2 separate regions of the Homo sapiens genome follow, and region 2 is linked to region 1. The links are chromatin loops, found by intact Hi-C in ENCODE. Cell type or tissue: heart right ventricle. All regions are shown on one strand. Each heading gives the region's core, and the rest is flanking DNA. Links, peaks and the distances in the headings are about the cores only. Region 1 has its middle 33 kb from the start of DCX. Region 2 overlaps DCX (doublecortin).

Region 1 (11,711 bases), core at 1,979-9,978:
CCATCTGGTTTTGGAAGTTTTTTTGGCATTATAAAAATAATAATTCAATATTATTACTAGTTATGGGATTATTCAAATGCTACATTTTGTATTAGGTAAATTGCGGTACTTTATGTTTTCCAAGAAAGTGGTCCATTTAGTCTGAGTGGCCAAATTTATGTGTTAGAGTTTTTCATAGTATTCCCTTATTATCCTTTTGATTTCTGCAGGGTCTGTAGTGATATCTTTTGTTTCATTCTTGATATTAGTAATCTGTGTGTTTTCTTTTTTTGTCAGTCTTGGTACACATTTGTCAATCTTATTTATCTTTTTAAAGGACCAGCTCTTGGTTTCATTTTTTTTTCCCATTTTCATTGTTTTCTCCTCTTCATTATTTCTTTCTTTTTGCTTAATCTAGGCTTATTTTGTTCTTATTTTAGGTACTTGACGTAGGAGTTTAGATATTAATTTGAGACCCTTCCTTTCTTTTAATCTATATGTGATGCTTTCCTTTCATTAACAATTTTGTAAGTCTGCAGTAGACACCTTACACCAGACAAAGACACCAGCTGACTTAAATGAAAAGCTAGGATTGAGAGGATAGTAGATGTTGGTGACATAAAGGAATCGAGGGTGCTACAGCAGGATAGCATGAGCTTTAGAGGCATTGACAATATAGTTGGGAACTCCAAGTTGATACATGAAATAATGAGTGCCTATTACAAGAATACCACTAAGTGTTAGCTTGAGTTGGTACAAGTGCTAGTGGTAGCAGGAGGAAGGAAAAATTGAGTGAACAATCACAAGAGGGTGGAAATGAGCATGAAGTAATTTCTGGTGACAGAGGCCTGTCTGCCTGACAGAAGATCTTTATATAGGAGCAGGGAGAAATGGGGTTGGTGAATTAGGGTGGGGCCAGATATAAATGAACTGAAAAATCAGAAAGATTTGTAATTGATGTGGTAGGCTGATGGGCTGGCATTCATATGAAAGAAAAGGCAAGCTGCAGCCATGTTAGCTTTCTGCACTCACTCCTCTAACAAACTGATTGGCAGTTGCAACTCCCCAGGCATGGTCTGTGGAATACGGCAAGGCAGAGAGCCATCTCCATAGGAGGGAACATACCTTAAAAAGTAATGGGGATAGGAGTAAAGAAAAAAAAAAAAAAAAACGGGACCGGGCACGGTGGCTCACGCCTGTAATCCCAGCACTTTGGGAGGCCAAGGCGGGTGGATCACCTGAGCTCAGAAGTTCAAGACAAGCCTGGCCAACATGGTGAAACCCCATCTCTACTAAAAATATAAAAAAATGGCCGAGTGTAGTGGCACATGCCTGTAGTCCCAGCTACTCAGGAGGCTGAGGCAAGAAAATTGCTCGAATCCGGGAGGCGGAGGTTGCAGTGAGCCAAGATTGCACCACTGCACTCTAGCCTGGGTGATAACAGCCAAACTCCATCTCAAAAAAAAAAAAAAAAGAAAAACTAACTTATGACAACCTAAGAACTCCAGAATTAGGAGATCAGATATAAAAAGATAATCTTTCTAGAGGAAAAGAGTAGTGCTGCAAACATACAAGAAATAATAAGATGAGGTCTTTTGGGGAGCTATCAATGACTGATTTTCTATCTTGTGTTTCCCCAAATGCTTAGTACACAGCCTCATGCACTGATGATGTTCACCACACTTAAGCAGAAAAGAAATGATTTGTTTTGATTTAGCTTGCTGGTTCACATGATCCTGAAGCTCATAGAATATGATTAAGTGAATAAAATTATACCATCATGAAATTAGTTATTGAGCATCCACTACATGCCACATACCGTTACTAGACTAATAAAAAAGCAAAATAAAACAAAACTCTTTTCAGTGAGGATGCAAGACCTTGACCAAAATAGTTCTTAGACATTTAATACCATGCACTTCTAGGGTAGGCTATATACCTTCATCTTCCCAGAAAGATTAATAGTGTCTATAATTTCAACTTTCAAGAGAAGATACAATCAAGAGAGGCAGTATTGCATAATATAAGAGCATGTACTTCCAAGTTTAGCTGCCTGTGTTTAAATCCTTGCTGTGTCTTTTACTTTGAGTTTGACTGTGGGCAAGTTACTTACCTTGTCTATGCTCTATATTACTCAATTATCAAATATAATAATAATAATACTGACCTAGGTTGTTGTATTTAACAATTTAATATAGATAAAATATTTCATTAGCTCTTGGCACATTGTATGCTTTTGGTTAATGTTAACTGCCGTTATTATAATTACCCAGCCTCTCTTAAAAATCTACTTTTATTGATACTTGTTATTTATACCAGTTAGTTGCATATAGCCCTTAAACAAAAGTCTTATTGACTATAAATATACTGTTCTTATAGCTTTATGATAACTACTATTGTCCCTGTTGCTCAGCTGAGATAAATACAGAGAGATTGCCACAGGCTTTGGGGTCAGATTACCTGGGTTCTGAACTAAGTTCTACTTTAGACTAAGTGTGAGCCAGAACAAGTTATTTCAGCTCACCATGCCTTGGTTTTCTCACCTGTAATCGGGAATAATGTTATGTACCTCATAGAGTTGCTGTGAGGCTTAAATGGGATAATGGTTGTAAAGTATTTGGCACAGTGCCTGGCACAGAATAAGTAATAAATATTAGCTAAGTGGCACACATAGTAACTCTGGAAAGGGAGAGAAATGGGGGGCTGAAATTCTCTCCTCCTGCTCAGAGTAGGAGTCTGGTGTGGATCAAAAATAAAGCGTAGTTCTGGAGTCCACAGAGCCACACAATTAGACCACCCTGCTAGGGTGGAGTATAGGAAATATAAATAGAACTGGTCTAAGGCAAACAAACCCTTGCTTTCTTTTGGCTCTCTTGGATCCCTTCTTTTCTGCATAGTTTGCTCTTTTGATTCTTTCTGATCCCAGTGGGTTGGTGCAGGAAGACACCATTCCACAGCTCTTGAAAATTTGAGCAGGATCAGGGTGCAACTCAGGGGAAAGGAGACAGAGAGTGGGTGGTTTAGCTCATCTAGATCTTATAAAAACAGGAAGGAGAAAGAGGGGAAAGGGAGTTTAAAAAGAGAGATTGAGAGACAGAGAGAGAGTGTGCACACTTTTTTCTATGTTCTCACTAATTTTCTCCTTTTTGGCCAAAATTTTAAGATCCAGTGAACTAAGACATGATGTGAGCTGAGCTTGCTTTCTTGTGTGAACCCCAAGCTAGATGGGAAAAATGAAACCCTGGCAGTATACATGTTTCAATCTAGCATTGAATGAAGAGAGTTCCCTCAGTGCTATTTATCTCCTGGATAATATAGAGGTTTTTTTAAATGGCCACAAATTCATTGTCACTCCTTCCATCAAGAAGTGGGATCTGTGGATACCCCATTTTCCATAATGTGCTTATTTCACATTGCATGCCTGTATCAAAAAACTCATGTACCCTATAAATCTACACGTCTACCCTATAAGTCTATACATCTACTATGTACCCACAAAATTTAAAATAAAATAATTTAAAAAACAAACAAGCAAACAAAAATAAGGCCATGGCCAAACATGGGAGCTTGTTGCCATGGTTAAATGGTGGTAGGGCCAACTTGACCTGATTTCAGAGATGGAAGAACAGAAAGAAGAAAATCAACACTGAGGGTAAAATTAATGCTTTATTCTTAAGTGATCCTGTGAAGAGGAAGTGCCAGGTAAACTGGGATCAGTTTCTGAATCTGTCTGTATCTCTCTTTACCTTGAGAATTTACCTTTGTTCACTCTAGCTCTGGGGGAAAGCCTCAGATGCTGGTTTCTTCCCACCATCAGCACAGCTACCCTCTCCTGTAGTTTCATGCGGGCTCACTTTGCAAAACTGGAATGGTGACAACCATGAACACCTCATCTCAGAATGCCTGGAAGGGTCAGTGGAGTTGGGGCAATCTGAAAGGAGGAATTGGAAATATCCAAGGAAGCCAGTGTTTTACCACCTGGTTTTCAATCATAAACTTCATTAATCTGAAGGAAGTTGAGCTATTCATATTTACAAGGAAGCATCCAAGGTCAAGTGTTCGCTGTTAATTAGAATCCTAGAACTTTGGGGCTTAAATACCTTCAGAAGCCTTCTGGTTGAATCTCTCATTTTACTCATGAGAAAATTGAAGCTCAGGGAAAGGAAGTCACTTGGATAAATTTATTAAACCACAAAGTGGCAGAAGCAAGGAAAGAAACCTGGTTTTCCAAGTCTGAATCCAGAGTTATTTTTACTACATCAGTGCCTCACAAACTTCAATATGCACAAAAATCACTTGGGGCTCTTTTACAAAAGACTACTAAGGAGAAACAAAATTGACTTACCCATACCATCACATTTCTTCTTATCTTATCTTTTATCTTGTGCATGTTTATTTCACCATCTTTCTTTGAGATACAGACTGTTTTTCATTTTTCGTCTACTTATTACCCCTGCTTTCATTTGTCTATTTTGATACTTGCCTTGGTATTAGTACCAGTAAATAATGAAATACGCACAAGAGAAAAGATAAGAAACGTGATGTCATGGCTAAGTCAATGTGCTTCTCCTTCGTGGCCTTTTGCAAAAGGTTTGTTGAAGGTGGAGGTAGAAACTGGTTTCAAAACAAGTTTGGGGGTTATTTCTGGATTTCCTGTCCCCTGTATCCATGGAAAATCCAGAGCATGCAGTATGAATATATAATAGTGTTCCCAGTTTTATTCTGTGGTTTGTGGAAACTGGTCACACTGCTTTACAGCCATACCACATATATTTAAAGGCTATAGCTATGCAATGGGGTTTCATTCCAAATGATTCAGAAAACTACTTCAATCTTTTACTTTGTCAGTAGGGTTCTGGCTGGTACTTAGAGAAGAACTAGATGAACAGGGAAACTTATGACTTCTATTTAAGTGAGCCAGGACCTTCAAATTAAGTGGGGTTATTTTCCTTCCCAATTTTAGAAGATACAAGCTCACATTGGAGCTAGTTCTCTGCCTTCCAAGCTTTATGACTCATGTGACCTTACCTTGGGTAATTCACTTCCTTCTCAGGGCCTCAGTTCCCTAATTTGTAAAATGAAGGACTGGACTACTTCCAAAGCTGTTATATTTCAGTTACCATGTTCATTCCTTGAACATGGTAATTGATGTGCAAGACAATGACTAAATCCATGAAATCATCTGCTCCGACTATGTTCTCCAGGTTCTCTTACTTCCTAACATAGAAGGGGCACACAGAAGATTTTCAGCCACAAAAGTTGAAACAATGAAGCCTTTTTTGGTTATCCTTTAGTTACCCAGAAAAATAAATCAATCAGAACTTTTCTCTCAGCCACCAAGAGTTCTGGTAACCTGTGTTTTCCCTCTGAGAAGCTTTTCTGCTGGTGTCCTTTATGATTGTCAGTGACAAGAAGCAAGACTAGGGGGTAAGAGTGGGAGTAGCTGGAGTCTGGACTTAGTGGGCTGCAGAGTAGTTGACAATCATGTTTTCTTATTAGGTGTCAGGAATGACCTTGGCCATTTATGAAATGTAAGTGACCCCAGGGAATGCTTAGCAGTCCTTTAAAAAAGATTTAGATTAAAATTCCTGCATTGCCATTTTACAAAAGAGAGTAGAGGAAAGGGAAACATCAAGCTAAGTTTGACCTCCTCACCTTGTGATTCCGACCTTCGAGGGTCTCTGGTGACAGTACTATGCCTTCCTTGTACATAGCTGGCACTCAATTTTTTTGAGTACTGGCTTCGATACTTCTTGCCTAAGAAGAAAATAAAAAGCAAAATTATATGATGAAATATGGATGAACCCAAAAAAGAAAGAAAGAGAAGGAGAGGGAGCGAGAGAACAAACAAAACCCAGAGAGGTCACAGGGTCTATCTTTTACATCTAAGGAAGTAGAAGCTTAAGCGAGCTCAGACGGAATTGGCCATGTGATGTTTTTAAAAGTCCATATAAGGAAATTTCATGCTGCAGCCTGTCAGTACTGCCAATTCTGCTCATGAATTTTCTATGCCGTTTGACACTTATGTTTTCTGGAGTTATAAAAGGAGGAGTGTTACTTCTTAATAAACTCCCTCTTCCACAGCGGGATAGAAAGGAACCATAGCTGAAAATAGGAGCTTTTAAGTGTGGCAGAGCAAGCCCAGAAACCGGGGTTTTCAGCCTAGGTTATCTTCTAACTAGCAGTGTGTCCTTGGGTAAATACTCCTTCTATGGCATTTTTTTTTTAATCTGGAAAATTAAAGAAGGTCAGAGTATAAAATCTCTAAATTCTCTTCCACTAACAGAAATATGTGTTGCTTTTTTTTTTTCAACTTTTATTTTCAATTTGGGGGCTACATGTGCATGTTTGTTACAAGGATGTATTGCATGATGCTGAGGTTTGGAATACAGTACGATTGAACCTATCATCCAAGTAGTGAACACAGTAACCAAGAGGTAGTTTTTCAACCTTTCTCTCCCCCCTTATTGTCCCCAGTGTCTATTGTTCCCGTCTTTATGTCCATATGTACCCACTGTATATTTGGTTCTTGAAATGTTTGTGCTGAAGCACCCTGGAATTTGATTCTCAAGCAACTAATACTGCCATCTTGTGGTCAAAACAAGTTTGTCTTTTTGTTCTAAAGATGGCTCTCCAGCTAAGACACAAATGATGATGTGCATTCATTCAGTACATTATCATCTATGTACGTATGTATATCTATCTATATCTATCTATCTATGTATATCTGTCATCTATCTGTTTATCCAAGTCTCTATCATCTGTTCATTATCTATGTATCTATCATCTATTTATCCTATTTTTTAATTTTTTATTGAAGTATAACATACATATAGAAAATTGCACCATTAATAAGGATGCTAAATTTTCACAGACTAAGCATATCTGGCACCCTGCTCATGAAACAGAACATTACCAGATCCCACAAGCCCTCTTTGCCCCTTTTTAGTCACTGCTCCCCACCCCCAACCTACACTCACAGTGAATTTCACAAATGTAACATTGTGCAAAAGAAGGCCAAATACAAAAGTTAGTACCCACCTCCTGCCCTGGGTTACCACTATCCCAATTACTAACAGCATAGATTTATTTTGCTTGTGTTTGTACTCTATAGAAATTGAGTTATTTTCTATGTATTCTTTTGCATCTAGTTCTTTTTGCTCAACATTATGTTTATAAAATGTATCCATATTGTTGCATATAGTTGTAGATCATTCTTGTTGCTGTAGAGTATTCCTCAAGAGCCTCTTAAAAATTGGTCTGTGGTGGCTGGGCGTGGTAGCTCACGCCTGTACCCCCAGCATTTTGGGATGCCTAGGTGGGTGGATCACTTGAGGTCAGGAGTTCAAGACCAGCCTAGCAAACATGGTGAAACCCCACCTCTACTAAAAATACAAAAATTGGCCGGTTGTGGTAGCGTGCACCTATAATCCCAGCTACTCGGAAGGCTGAGGCAGGAGAATCGCTTGAACCTGGGAAGTGGAGGTTGCAGTGAGCTGAGATTGCGCCACTGCACTCCAGCCTGGGTGACAGAGCAAGACTCCATTTCAAAAAAAAAAAAAATTGATATGTGATTAAATTAAATTTTATTTTTTTCAGTATGAAAGTCATGTTTTGTGCATGGTAGGAAAGTTTTTTAAAAAGTAACTCATAACCTTCTTCCCAAAGGTAGATCAACCATCATTAATATTTTGGTGTTTTTTATCTCAATATTGCTTCAATACATTTTTTTCAACATTTAAGATAGTTGTATATAGAATTGTATATATAAATTTTGTTACCTTAATAGTAGAATGTAAACATATCACTGTGTTATTAAACATCCTCATGGATGTCATTTTTAATTTATTTTAATTTTTGGAAGTCATTTTAAATAATTAACATTTGCTTACATTTGGAGTGCTCAGAATATTTTTTCTTTGTTTTACTATGAGCAAACTCAGTGAACATCCTTGACCACAAAATGTTTTCTGTTCTTTGGATTGTTTCAAAATTTTAATAAAAGTACTAAAAGTAGAACTTTGGGGTCAAAGCCTTTAGAAACAGAAGACAGCTTCAGTTTGTGCCTACGATGCAGTCAGTGATAAGACACTGGGGGAGAAACTGGCACATACTGAGTTCCTAGTATATGTACCAGACATTGTACAAGGGACTTTATGGACATTCTCTCATTTAATTCCCTGAAAAACTCTATGAGGTACATATAATCTGCTTTTTTTGGAGAGAGAAAAATCAGAACTCAGACAGGTTAAGTAACTCATCCGAAGGTGCACAAGGAGTAAAATGGCAGAACCCAGATTTGGACTCTTATCTGTCAGGCTACAAAGCTTGTGTTCTTTCAACTACACCACACTGCCCCCCAGAGTGCAGTTTGAATGATGCAACGGAAATAGACCCTCTTCTCCAATTAATCATCTCCACGGGCCTGTCACAGTTCCTAATAAACTGTACATGTTTTCTGGGCAGGGCAAAATTCTATTTTTCTCAGCCATTACATTAAAGCAAGAGTATCAGAGTGGTTCTGATCTTCTAGCAAGGCCTGAGAATAGAAATTGGGCCCCAAGAGAGTGTGAGCAGCGTTTGCCTGAGAAGAGGAAGGAGCTGTTTCCCAACTATGTTCATACTTCTTGAATTTTCTCTACAGTGAGATGGAAGTTGCCTTTTTCTCTTGTTTCCCTTCTATTAATACCTCTGAGTGCTCAGTCTTCCCTGCTCCATCCCTCTGACTTTTCCCCAACTTGAATGTTGTAGTAGCCAGGCTGGTGCACTACTAAAGTTCTCTATCTCTCCTTTCTGCGAAAACTAAAGCCTCATGGCTGGGTTTTTGGATACCCTTCCTGGTCATTCCGGCTGCTTTCTAGTTCCACTATTCCTTCCTCCTCCTCACCTCCTGCCAAGTACATCTTTATTTCTCCAGATTCCATCTTGTCATTTGCTACTACTATTACTACTACTACCTGCCCTGCACCAACAACCAATCTCCCAGATTATCTGCAGCTACTTTGGGAAGCAGAAGGTAGAGTCCTGAGAGAAGGAAATGAGAGAGGAAAAAAAATGTCAGCTAGGGCTGGGCGCGGTGGCTCACGCCTGTAATCCTAGCACTTTGGGAGGCCGAGTCGGGTGGATTGCCTGAGCTCAGGAGTTCAAGACCAGCCAGAGCAACATGACGAAACCCCGTCTCTACTAAAACACAAAAAATTAGCCAGGTGTGGTGGCACACACCTGTAGTCCCAGCTACTCAAGAGGCTGAGGCACACGAATTGCTTGAACCTGGGAGGCAGAGGTTGCAGTGAGTCGAGATCATGCCACTGCACTCCAGCCTGGGCAACAGAGTGAGACTCTGTCTCAAAAAAAAAAAAAAAAAAAAAAAAAAAAAAAAAAAAAAAAGCTCAACTCAGTTGCTGCATATTAGATAAATGTCAGGCAGCTGGAGTACAGCATGAGCACTTGAAATGACTACCGTGAACACAAATGCCGGCCTGCTGCACTCTGCCTTAGGTATGAGACATGAAAGACTTGTCAGTATGTCCTTCCTTGTTCTGAATTGCCCAACAAGCAAAGCCTTTACCAGATAGCTGTACTTCCCTCTCCGCCAAACTGACACCAAACTAAAACTCTCCCTGCAACATCCTCACCCAGATGCTAAAGTTTGTACCAAGTTTGGGAAGCTAATGAGCATCAGACTCCTGTTATTTTAAAAAATGATGCTGGAACAATGATATATCCATATACAGAAATAAACAAACAATACATCTCAACCCTTTTCTCATAACATATATTAATACAAAAATTAACTTAAAATGGATTATAGACCTAAATGTAAGTGTTAAACTATAAAAGTCTTATAGGAAAACCTAGGAAACATGATAAACATAACTCTTTATTACCTAGAGTTAGTCAACGGTTTCTTAGATATGACAATGAAAGCATACGCAACAAAAGAAAAAAGTAGAAAAACTGGACTTCATCAAAATTTGTTTGGTACAACAAATTAGATAGCCTAGATAAAATGGATAAATTCTGAGAAACACACAAATTACCTAAACAGACTCAGAAAGAAACAGAAAATCTGAACAGACCTATAACAATTACAAAGTTTGAATCAATAGTTAAAAAAAAAAAACTCCCAAAAAAGAAAAGTCCAGGATGAGACGGTTTCACTGGTGAAATCTACTAAACATATAAAGAAGAATTAATACCAATTTTTCTCAAACTCTCCCAAGAAACAGAAGAAAAGGGAATATTCTATGAAGTCAGTTTTACCTTGATACCAAAACCACATGAAGGCATCACAGGAAAAGAAAACTACAACTATCTCATGTGACTATAGGTATAAACATTCTCAATAAAATTCTATCAAACTGAATTCAATGGCATATGAAAAGGACTATACATCATGAGCAAGTGGGATTTATCCCAGGAACAAAAGGATTGTTTAGTATAAGAAAATTAATCAATGTAACATGTTACATTAAAAGAAAGAAGGAAAAAAAACATATGATAATTTCAATTAAGGCAGGAAAAACATTTGACAAAGTCCAGCCACCCTTTCTTGATAAAAACTTTCAACAAATTAAGAGTAGAAGAGAACTTCCTCAGCATGTTAAAGGGCATTTATGAAAAACCCACAGCTAGCATCCTCCTCAATGATGAAAGACTGAAAGTAGTCTCTTAAAATCAGGAGCAAGAAAAAGATGCCTGCTTTTACCACTGTTATTCAACATTGTACTAGAAGTTCTAGTCAGATAAATTAGGCAAGAAAATAAATAAAAGGCATCCAAATTGGAAAGGAAAAAGTAAAACTATCTCTATTTGCAGATGACATGATCCTATATATAGAAAATCTGAAAGAATCCACCAAAAAACCTACAAGAGCTGTAAACAGATTCATTAAAGTTACAGGTTAAAAGATCTACCAACAAACAAACAAAAAAATCAGTTGTATTTCTATACACCGGCAATGAAAAGGAAGTTAAGAAAACAATTTTACTTACAATAGCATTAAAAGAATAAAATATTTAGAAATGAATTTAATCAAGGAGATGAAAGACTTGTACACTGAAAACTATAAAACATTGCTAGAATAAATTAAACACCTAATAAAACGGAAACACATCCTGTTTTCAAGGACTGGAAGACTTAATATTGTTAAGATAGCAATACTACCCAAAGGAATCTACAGATTCAATGCAATCTCTATCAAAATTCCAATGGCCTTTTCATAGAAATGGAAAAGCAAATTTTAAAATTAGTATGGAATTGCAAGGGGCCCCAAATACCCAAAACAATTTTGAAAAAGTAGGACAAAGGTAGAGGATACACACTTCCCTATTTATTGGGCCATCTAAAGACATGAAATACTGATACATGCTACAATGTAAAAGAACCTTAAAAATATTACAGCAAGTGAAAGAAACCAGATATAAAAAGTCACATATTGTATCATTCCATTTATCTGAATTGTCAAGAATAGGTAATCCATAAAGACAGAATAAAGAATGGTAGATGCCAGGGGCTAGAGGAAAGGAGGAGTGGAGAACAACTGCTTAATGGGTACAGTGTTTCCTTTGGAGATGATAAAAATATTTTGTTACCAGAGGTTGTGGTTACCCAACATTTTAAATGCACTAAATGCCACTGAATTGTTCACTTTAAAATGATTAATTTTATGTTATGTGACTTTCACCTCAATAAAAAAAGGTAAAACTTTTGTGCTTCAAAGAATACCATCA
Region 2 (11,711 bases), core at 1,871-9,870, 93 kb before region 1:
TTTTTTTTTCTTGTAAATTTGTTTAAGTTTCTTGTAATTCTGGATATTAGACCTTTGTCAGATGGGTACATTGCAAAATTTTTCTCCCATTCTGTAGGTTGCCTGTTCACTCTGATGATAGCTTCTTTTGCTGTGCAGAAGCTCTTTAGTTTAATTAGAACCCATTTGTCAATTTTGGCTTTTGTGTTCAATCTGGAATGTTTCATAGACTGTCAGAGCTAGAAGAGACAACAGATGAAAAGGATAAACAAAATGTGGTATATCCATACAATGGAATATTATTCAGCTACAAAAAAGAATGCAGTTCTGATATATGTTACAACATGGACTTTGAAAACATTATGTTAAGTGAAATAACCAGACAGAAAAGGACAAAGATTGTGTGATTCCACTTGTATGAAATATCTAGAAGAGACAAATTCATAGGATCAAAGACTGGATTAGAAGTTGCCAGCAGCTAGTGGGAGGAAGGAATAAGAAGTCATTGCTTAATGGTAACAGTTGGTTGTCATGTTAAAAGTTTAAAAAGTTCTAGAACTAGATACTGATCGAACGATACTGTGAATGTAACTAAAGCCACTGAATTGTACACATAAGATTATTAAAATTAATTGCACACATTAAAATGGCAAAATTTATGTTACACATATTTGACCAAATTAAAAACATTAATAATATAATATACCCAAACCATTGAATTATACACTTTAAATGGGTGAATTATACATTATGTGAATAATATAACAATAAAACTGTTAAAAAAAGAAATGTAAAAATGATTATTAAAATTTATTCAGAATTTACTTATATTGTAGCCAAAAGGCCTTTTAAAATACTTATTCTGACATATTACAGTAACAGAAGTCAAAGTTCACCTATATGGAGATGTCTTACCTATTGCCCAATATAAACTAGAACCACCACCACCATAAGAATTTAGGCTCCACAAGAGTAGAGACCTCACCTGTTTGTTCACCATTCTATCCCTACTAAGTTAAAGTACAAAAAAACACATATTTAAAAATTATTATTAGTAGTAGTAACAAGCAAGAGTAAGAAGAATCTAAAACCCATAATTAAATCTTAGTTTCATAATTAAGGATATTGCAATATAATAAGGTTATCTGTGGACTACTAGTGATCACTGTCCTCTGCATCTTATGGAAGAGTAAGTCATAAGAGATGAAACTGACTTGCTTACTTAATTCTTGATCTTTTTGTTTTCTGATTATTTGCTTAAAAACAACACAATGTCACCCCCCTTCCCAACTAAAATCCATTTCTTTGAGTGCCTGGATCATTATATGATGAGTTTTGTCTTTTCTCCCTCTTTCACCCATCAAAGCATCCATTTCTTGAAGACACCGATTTCCTTTGGCTTGCCTTGTGGGGCTTAGCTACAGAAAATGACCCATCCCAGGCCCTTAAGAAAAAGTGTTGACTAGCTGATTGTGAAGGGAAAAATTGATATTCTTTTCCTACTATCTGTATCATTTTCTGGGAATTCCCAGCCCCTGTGCAGCCAGTTTACCTATTCCTATAGCAAGTCATATTGAGACTGACGCCCGTCTGATCCTCCAGCCACTAGATCTGACTGAATTTCTCTCCACTCTTTCCTGGTGAAGAGTGACTGGTCCTCAGAAGCTCTTTACATTGGTCTTTTGGCTGTAAAGTGCCATAATAAACTTTTCGAATAGATCGTGTTCTGTCAACTCATTTTTCCACTGATCTTCTTAGCCCCATAGCCAATGGTGACTCTCCTCTCCCCATTTTAGAATTTCCCCCAGGCAACCCAGCTATATTAAATCTGGGCTGTCAGATCTCAGCTGAGATATTGGTCTTCAAATTTATTGTTTTCAACCTTTAAAATAGTTTATCTTTGAATGGTGAAGGGCCATAATGATCCTACATAGCTTTTGCTGTTTTACATGTGTCAGGTGCCCTTATCTTCATTACCTCATTTGGTTCATTGGCCTCATTTTTAATAAATGAAATGTCAAGGTCCATGAAGGTTCAGTGACCTGTACAAGGTCACATTGCTGGCTAATGACAGAGCTGATACTAGAACTCAAGATTGTCTAATTTATTCTGACACTATAGGTACCTAAGGTATACTGCAAAGGCATTTCCTAGACAGGGGAGACCCAGGTAAGGAAAAACAGCAGGAGACTCTGAGTAGCATGAAAATACCAGTGGTATGGGAAAGAAGGGCACAGAGGGGAGATGTGAAGGAATAAGACTTTCTACCCTATTTTACCTGGAGCTAGTGGTGATTTAATAACCTGAGCTAGGCAATACCAGCCTGATTGGAAGGCTGGCAGCCCCTCGATGCTCAAGGGTGTTCTTTCCTTATTTTGTCTTTGCCATTTTTCCAAGAGTCTGTGTCAGCTCCCACTGGGGGCCTCTCAAGGATGAGAACAGCTGCAGAGGCGCTGGAGTTGGGCTGTTGAGTACATGCCCAGGACTGACACCTGCCCTTCCACAAGGCCCTGGGGACAAATTGGCTCAGAGAAACAGAGACGAGACAGAACTCCATTCATCAGAAAGAACTGGGGTGGAAAAACCCTGCTTGATCCCTTGGCACCATTAAGCCCTAAGGTTGGCTCTGGGCCCCACACAACTCTAGGTTCTGTTTAGTAAGGTCAATTAAAATAAGAGAGTGTGCTTGTAGGGCCCATTACAGTTATCTGTTGCATTTAACAGTTTCCTGGTGTCTGCTAGACACAAAGCATGAGAGGGATATTGCTTTTGAATCACGTAGGGGAAGGAAAGGTTTGTTAAAAAAAAAAAAAGAAAAGAAAAGAAAAGAAAAGAAAGTTATTGTCTACCTGCATTCTAGGTTACAACTTGACACTGGCTCACTGCTTTCTCTCTGGGTCTGTTTCTTCTGCTATAAGGAGAAGGTGCTGATCTAGAGCCTTTTGAGATCTATATCTTTTTTGTGTCACAAGCCCTTTAGAGAATTTGATGAAAGCTGTAGGTCTTCTCCCTAGAAAAAATGCATATATGCCCATAGATAGCTAGTTTTCTATATAGTTTAGGGGGGTTAAGGATTCCTTTGAAGCTTGTCTATAGATCCCAAATTAAGAGTCTCTAGACTAGTTGATTTCTGAGGTCTCTTCTAGCTCAGACAGTCTATGAAACATTCCAGGTTGGACACAGTTAATGAGCAGTGACACCCGGGCCAGAATGCTGGCAGCTGTCGTGGAATCCCAGAGGCTTAACTGTACCCCCCTTCCCAGGCTTCCTGAGACTCCAGTCCAAAGGAAGCAAAAGGATATAAGCTCATTCTCTGCAAACTGAGTCCAAGGGAAGCAAAGGAGTGCAAACTGATTTACGGCAAACCAAAGACTAGAGTGTGCATCAGACCCATTGCCTCCCAGGTTGCTAGAATTTAGGAAGGATGCTAACTTTTCAGGAGAGTGTAGGCATGAGAGGCATGACCTCTAAATGTTCCTTAGTGGTTGGTTGAGGACAGGAAAAAAAAAGCATGACTGCCCAGTTGGTAAGGGACATACAGCTTGATTATAGATATTCTGAAATTGTTACTTAGGAGCTGACCTCAACATGGCTGGACAGAATACTAATGACCATAAACATACTGCATTTCCTTACATAATATCCCCTACTCTGTAAGTGTATATTTTGCTATGCAAGAAGAAGGTTAGGAGAGAAGAAAGAACGAGTTCTCATGGGTACATCAACCATCAGTCAGTGTACCAGTAGGAAATATATGACACTCCTAGAGTGGATAAATTGAGTGGAGTTTACTAAAGGGGATTGATTACAAAAGTATGGGCAGGGTATAGAAGAACCACAGAGGGCACTGTAGAATTTTAGGAATAGTAATAGTGAAGTTCATTACCACTCTTAGGCCTCAAGGAGAGAGGGGAGGTATCAGGAACCAGAACTCAGAGGGAAGGAGAGAGAATGACAATTAGATATAGAGAACACTCTGATAAGAGCTATGACCTTCAGTCAAGGAATGCCCAGCAACCTCTCAGGCAGGGTGCCTGGAAATAGATAGCCTAATCTCACATTTCTCCTTGTTAGTGCTCCCCATTGGCTAAATACAACTGGAATCCAAAAAACAAGGGAGCCTGTTGATAAGAGTCAGCTTCCCAGGACACAGAGCAGGGTGGAATAGAGTAGAGAGTAGAAAGGAGATCTGGAGGGGAAGTCCTGGAGAGTAGATCTGCCACTGTAAGCAAAAGGAAGGAGCTGTTGTTATAGCCTAGAATATAGGAAATGTGTGAATAGTGATTAAGCAATAATAATAATACCATTTTGCATTTGTAAAAGCCTTTACGCATTTTGTGCTTCAGTCACCCCATTGTCTCCTCTGAACCATATAGTTACCATGTAGGCAAACAGGTAATTTATTTTATGGATAACGAAACTGAGGGTCAACCAAGTTTAGGTGATTTGCAAAGACCAAATGTCTACAAAAAAAGGACATGGACTAGAACTTGGGTTTGAGCTCCTGGTCTAGTACAATTTCCACTATATCATGTTATCTCTTCTGTACCCTTAGTCCACAGAGCTATTCTGATAGTTCTTCAGCGATCTCCTGCTTCTTCTGACACACAGTCAATTCCACCACAAGAGCAACGATAAGAGGGAAAATTATATACACTTCTTCCTCTCATTTTTGGGAAAGGGTTAGTGTATTAGTCCATTCTCACACTGCTAATAAAGACATACTGGAGACTGGGCAATTATAAAAGAAAGAGGTTTAACTGACTCACAGCTTCACATGGCTGGGGAGGCCTTACAATCATGGTGGAAGGCAAGGATGAGCAAGTCACATCTTACTTACATGGTGGCAGAGAAGAGGGAATGAGAACCAAGTGAAAGGGGTTTCCCCCTTATAAAACCATCAGATCTTGTGAGACTTATTCACTACCATGAGAACAGTATGGAGGAAACCGCCCCCATGATTCAATTATCTCCCACTGAGTCCCTTCCACAACATGTGGGAATTATGGGAGCTACAATTCAAGATGGGATTTGGGTGAGGACACAGCCAAACCATACCAGTCAGTATGGGGGCTCATGAGGGAACAAGCTGAGTTGGAAGATAGGTAAGAGGATACAGTGTTCTTTGCACTCACTATTTTCCAGAACAGAGGTTCTTAGACCCAGTTTTTGCCAAACGACTTTAGTCAAGATTCCCTATCCTGTCTCCCTCTTCTCTCTTCTGGCCTCTGGGTGTTACACCTTATCGACTATATACTTCCAGTGTAACAGATATGATTGAATGGAAGTAGGGAAATAAATGAAAATGAAGAAATGACAAGCTCAAGGTAAACAATAAGAAAACAGAAACAGTATATCTTTTAGAATTCAACTGCAAAAAGTAAAAAGTATTTACACATGTGTTCCAGTTAGCATGTAAACCATCTATTAAGTGCTCAGAAATTGAAACCATGAGCAGATTCACCACTGAGTTTGCAATTAAGTGGAATTTGGGGAAAATTCTAAGTGTTCAATGTTATTAGGAATTTCAACAGTCTAGTGGAAGTGATGAGCCAAGCACTAGGTATGAAAAAGCATTTGGGAAGTATGAGATTGCAGATGCCTATAGCTGCTACCTTAGTTTTCCTGGTTGGGAGATAATTTAGTAAATACAGAAGGCTCAAGGCCAATAAGCTTTCAGAATTCACAGCTTCTGTCACTCAGACTGGAGTGCACTGGTGCGATCATATCTCACTGCAACCTCTGCCTCCTGGGCTCAAGCCATCCTCCCCACTTCAGCCTCCTGTGTAGCTGGGACTACAGGCGCAAGTCACCAGGCCCGGCTAATTTTTGTATTTTTCGTAGAAATGGGGTTTTGCTATGTTGCCCAGGCTGGTCTGGAACTCCTGGGCTCATGCAGTCCGCCTGCTTCAGCCTCTCAAAGTGTGGGGATTACAGGAGGGAGCCACTGTGCCTGGCCTGCAATGGTTCTTAACCAGGGGTGATTTGCCTCCCTCCAATAACCTCCTCCCAGAAAATATTGGACAATATCTGGAGACATTTTTGGTTGTAACAACTCGGAGGAGGGGTGCCACTGACATCTAAGACATAGAGGCCTGGAATGCTGCTAAATGTCCTACAATGCACAGGACAGCTCCCTACAACAAAGAATTATCTGGGCCAGAATGTCAATAGTGCCAGGGTTGAGAAGCCCTGTCTAGGGCATTTGATGCCTGTCAAGATATTTACCTTAGCCCTGGCCATTATACTCTTCACTCTCCACCTCTGACGATGGCTTTATTGCTTCCACCTATGAATCCCAGGCTGACCACTCCAAGAACCAGCTCCATCTCAGCAGGCTTCTGGGCTAAGGCAGAATTTATCTCATTTCCCAGGGTGTTGCTGCTGTTACTATTGTTCATTGCTATTTAGTTTTTGACCCTTGGTCTTGCGTTAACCCTAATAGAAGCTTATTTCCTAGTTGCTAACTGTTGTATGGTTAATGACTCAGCCTGCCTAGACCTCTGGTTTTTGCAAGCTGTTCTAGTCCTGGCATCCTTCCCAGGCTCTGAGGGCCAACTTCATCTATGGTTTCAGTACAACACTGCTGTACTCATTTCATTAGGGAACACCAAATAGGGTTTGGGCTGGCAATTACACTAGACCTGCTGCCTTTTGAATCTCTGTGAGAAAGGTGCCAGCCCCAGGGAAGAAACAACTCAATGAACTATCAGCTAGCACAAGAGTTGCTCCTCCTGTGACTGTCAGTGAAAGCTGAGGCAGACAGACAGACAGAGAGAGAGAGAGAGAGAGAGAGAGAGAGAGAGAGAGGAGGCAATGCCTTCTGGGTAACAAATTTCAGAAGACTTTTGTGTCAACTGGCTTAAGTAGAGGTAGAAAGATGTCCTACACAATGGTGTTTTAGAGGCAATTAAGCATCAACTCTGTACTGAAGAAGGAAAAAAAGAGAGTAAATTGAAACCCCAAAGTTGAGATAATGTCTGGCTTGGCCATTTCTCAAGTGTCAGCTTCATATGCCTAGAAAGGAGTATAAAGGAGGAATTTGGAACAACAACAAAAAGTATGACCATGAAGGCAGTAGAACCAACTGCTGTTTTTCAAACAAATCTCCATCCCTGAATTTTGAGACTTAGGTAGTATTGTAGAAAGGGACTGGCTTCTAGTCCTTGTTCAGTCACACAATGCTGTGTGATCATAGACTTAAACGGTGTATGCCTCAGGTTCCTGACCTGAAAAATGGAGTGAATACTACTTTGAGTGCTTCATAATTTTTTGTTAAATTTTAGAACAAAAAGAAATAGTGCATATAAAATGCTTTGAAAATCATTAGTGCTATATGAATACAGATTATAATTAACCATCACAAAAGATGTGTGACCTGAGGGAAAATGAATTTGGATAAGATGAGAACAAGAAAGGCTGGCAAAGTGTATCTTGTTTTGGCAAAAAGAAAAAAAGATAGAGAGAAATCTACTGTCTTTTTCTCTGTCCCTGTGAAGCACTTTTCACATTCCTGGCATAGTAGTAACTATCCTTTTTATTATTATTTTATAAAATCTATATGATAAAGGACTCCCCAACATTATTAATACACTCTAGAATTGGTCTTTTATTCAAGGAAGTTGTCTTAATTCATTCACTTACTGAGTAGCATTCATTCAGTGCTCATGATAATTCAGCCACCACGGTAACTGTTAAGGGCCCAGAGAAGAACATGGCATGCCTTCTGTCCTCAAAGAGCCATTAGTCTGGTGGAAGTTTCTCATTTGAGTCACTTCTGTTACAATTTAATTCTCTTCTTGCATCTGACCTACATTTAATAGTCTAAAAAAATTGACTTTTGGACCTTGTTTATACAATCATCGAAACTGCTTGGCTACTCCAAGTTTTGACTCATACCAGTTACTTTTTGAGCCTGTTAAGGATTGTGTACTTACACAATTAAGCTCGTTTCCCTTAAGAATGGAGAAAAAGATCCAAGTCCAATATATTGGCAATGAACAGTAACTGGTTACTGGGAAAGGATGAGTCAACTGCAAATTTTTGATGAGCTAATTCATGCTAGAATGTTCAGTTATGGTTCTCTCTAGGCATTCCCCCAACCCTGGGTAAGATGTGGATACCTAGAAAGGACCAAAACTGAATCTGAGAGAATAAATCTCTAATAGCGGACATTCTCATATCCCTTAAAATCTAGTGAAATATATCGAAGGCCTTTGATTGTCCTTTTGAATCACCCTTTGTATGTAAACCATCTTTAGAATTCTGTCTCTATCTCCCTATAGTTCATCTTCCCATTATGCGAATTACCCTTTAAAAAAAATGAGCTAAGTTTGTTCAAGCTCAGTCAAAAGTAAAACACATAAAGAAATAAGGCTGATGGCTGTGTTAAAGAGAGTTTCTGTCACAACCCTCAAAGAGACAAAGAGACAAAATGTTTCTCTGAAGACATCTAGGAGGAACAGCTAGTGAAAGTCCTGTATTCTCCTCCCTCACAAAAAGGCCTTTCTTTTTATCCTCCAAATCCATCCCACCTCCCACACAGAAAGGCAGGACTAGTGGCAAGTTTCAGCAGGAATGCAAATTGAGGGATGTGTACAGGAAGACAGAAATAGACTGTATAAAATGGCAGACAGTGTGATTGCCTGGAACGAGCTCAACTCAAAGCTTTCCACTTCAAGCAAAGCAGCCCCTTTTTATATTCACCTCTTGCATAGGCTGCTGGGATCAGAATTCCAGTTTTCAATGGTTTATAGCAGCAGGACAACCTGTTGGAGGGCCAAAGGCCCCCTTCTCACTGTACCTCTTACTGAAATAGGTAGTAGGATTCACGCCAGAGGGAAAGGAACCTTAGCTGGACAGAACTTGCATGATGAGATTTCCTAATCCCAGTAAGGACCAGGCCTGTTGCAGCCTCTACAAAGCAACCCACAGCACTAAGCGAAGAGACAAGCTGCAGCCTTTTCAGTCTAATTTTCTTTGCATTTATAGTAGATCAACAGTTGTTTAACCTACACATAGTTGAAAGAAAGAGTTTGGATGAATTTCATTTTCTAGTAATTGGAGGCTAGCCTTCTAAAAAGTTCACATATTTTGGTTCTTAATCTTGTTAAAGAAAAAGATTTTTTTTTAAATTGAACCCCTGTTTGTCATTCTCTTATTAAGGTAGAAAAATATTTTTAAATTATTGCTACATTTTTAGGATCATGTCTTTGTATCCACCCAGAGTCTAGCACAAGACTGGGCACTGGTAAGTCCACAAAAAATTCTTTTGTTTTTAAAATTCCAATGAATCATCATTTTGTGGTATTTTGTGTGTGTCTACATAGCTGATATCCTCTCTTTTTCAAACATATACAGCCTGAAATACATCTATTATTAATCTAATATCTTTAATTTCTTAATTAAAGATAACATTTGCCTTTAATGGGTAAAAGTTCATTAATATCTTTAATGTCTTGATATTATTTCCTGTTTTGCTTATCATCTCTGTCACTAACAGTCACTGACCTATGCCCTAATCAGAAATTCAAGGGCAGATGTGCATTCTTCTGGTCATTTTTGTACTGAGGCTACACTTTAGCCATCCAAATTCAGCTCAGAGGAGATGAAGTACAGCAAAGAGAAGAACACAGAGCCAAGAGAAGGGGAAAGGAAGACAGACAAGGGAGGGCCATCCAAAATGCTTATTGGGCCATGGTTCAGAGAAAACTGCCTTCCTAGACTTGGCTCACTTTCTAGGCCAGGCTTCTGTCAATAACACATTTATTGGCCATCCTGACTTCAGCCTCTGATTTGCCCAATTCAAATATACTTTTTCCAAGAAACAGATCTCCTAGTCATGGCCCCTGACCATTACAAACAATACTGTTGAAAGGTCCGAGTGAAAGAGGCCATTTTCTCCAAATGAGTCACCACCACCTGGAAAGTTCTTGGAAAATGGAAGGGGTGCCAGAAGGCTAAAGACAAGGAAATGTTGTCCTAATTTTTGCAAAGGGGAAGAAGTATATCTCAGGAAATATAAACCAATAGTTAACTTGATGCCGATACCCAGATAAAAATTTTAAAAGGGATATTAGAATACAGTTTTTGAGGACTCAAGAAAAATTATAATCAGTATACACAAATAAGGGTTGATGGAAGGCATGCCCTGCCAACTTTTCTTTTGATAACTATACTAGACATCTAGGAGTGGGCATGGCCTGGGTTAGGACTGGCAAAACATCTCCCTTCAGAGTCCATGGCAGAAATCATTAACCCCTCACAGCACTCTTGTCATTGAGTTCTTATTCAACCTCACATTCCTTCTCAGTAAGCAGTCACAGCAGACCAATCTGCTGTCCCAGGCTCAGGGCCTGGGGATGCAGAGAATACAGAAGATCCTTAGGGAATGTACAACATAGTAGAGAAAGTATGTAGGTATTATAATTTTGTTATCTTACAGAAATGGGACCTATCTATTTTGTTCTAAGGACGGGGAGTGAGAGCTTAGGAGCACTTCACAGAGGAGGTGACATTTGAAATGGGGTTCAATAGTTGAATAGGAGTTCTCCAAGTAAAGGAGGAAAAATGCCATAAAATATGAGTCTGATGTTTTTGAAGTGAGGAGTCAATTATACACTTGTTGGCAAATTAAACTGACAGTTGAATGTGAAAGTTATAACAAAGAATTATAACTTCAATTGAACAGTCCTGTCAAAAGAATCAAAATCAATCAAAAGATTGATGTTGAATGACAGAATCAAGATTTAGAAAGTTTCTAAACTTTGCGAGACTGAGGCAAGAGGATTACTTAAGGCCAGGAGTTTGAGACCTCACTATATAAATGGGCAATATAGCGAGATTCCTGTTTCTACAAAATACACATAAATAAAAAGCTGATAACAAAAGAAAGTTTTTAAAAGCCAGAACTTTGGGGCCAAAGCAAAAGATTTTTAAAGCCCCTTTGGGTTCTGGGAGAGATTACATGTAATATATTTAATAATTGTAAGTTTTCACATTTAGATTTTTAATATTAAACTGTATATGGTAGAGAAAAATAGATATTAACAGTAGTTCTAGGATTTTAGTTGAGCCCAAGGTTATTATGAATCATCAAGATGGGTACAGTGGTTAATAGTGAGAAATAGCATGACATAGTGCAAAGATCTCTGAAATGGGAAATAGGAAACCCAAGTTTAGGTCCATCTAGTCCACTAAGTAACTATGTAACCTTGGTAAGTCATTTTTTCTCTCAGGATCACACTGTCCCCTGAAGAACTTGGACTCAATTCGTGGTTTCAAACTATGTTCTTTGGTTCCTTAGGATTCCTCTTTGGCTACCTTTGGGGAGAAGAAAGATGTTGAAATGATGAAGGCTCTGCAGCCTCTCACTCTCTTCATTTCAATGAGAGGAATTCTACTTTTAACTGTTTTAAGAATTGGAGTTCTGTCCCAGCACAGGGGCTCACACCTGTAATCCTAGCACTTTGGGAGGCCAAGGTTGGGGGAATCACTTGAGCTCAGGAGTTTGAGACCAGCCTGGGCAACATAGTGAGCTTTTGTCTCTACAAGAAAAATTTAAAAAATTACACGAGCATGATGGTGCATGCTTCTAGTCCCAGCTACTCAGGTGGCTGAGGTGGGAGGATCCCTTAAGCCCAGGATGTCGAGACTGCAGTGAGCCATGATCGCACCGCTGTACTCCAGCCTGGGCATCAGAGCGAGGCACGTCTCAAAAAGAGAAAAAAAGA

The links. Peaks named below come from ENCODE experiments on the same cell type or tissue, not always from the same donor. Only the 100,000 strongest peaks of a DNase experiment are listed, where the experiment ranks them.
Region 2: it touches region 1 in a loop (2.9-fold over the local background); 8 of 110 quality-filtered maps call a loop at or near these places.

The regions. Positions count from the first base shown.
Region 1 is chrX:111,439,148-111,450,858 of GRCh38, forward strand. No RefSeq gene overlaps it. Among named protein-coding and RNA genes, the nearest start is that of DCX, 33 kb to the left of the region's middle. In heart right ventricle, for the core only: CTCF peaks have their summits at 6,577 (motif pointing left) and 8,350; no DNase peak of the experiment used is centred there.
Region 2 is chrX:111,346,087-111,357,797 of GRCh38, forward strand. All of the region lies in intron 3 of DCX (doublecortin), which reads right to left. Among named protein-coding and RNA genes, the nearest start is that of DCX, 60 kb to the right of the region's middle. In heart right ventricle, for the core only: no CTCF peak of the experiment used is centred there; a DNase peak (open chromatin) is centred at 6,545.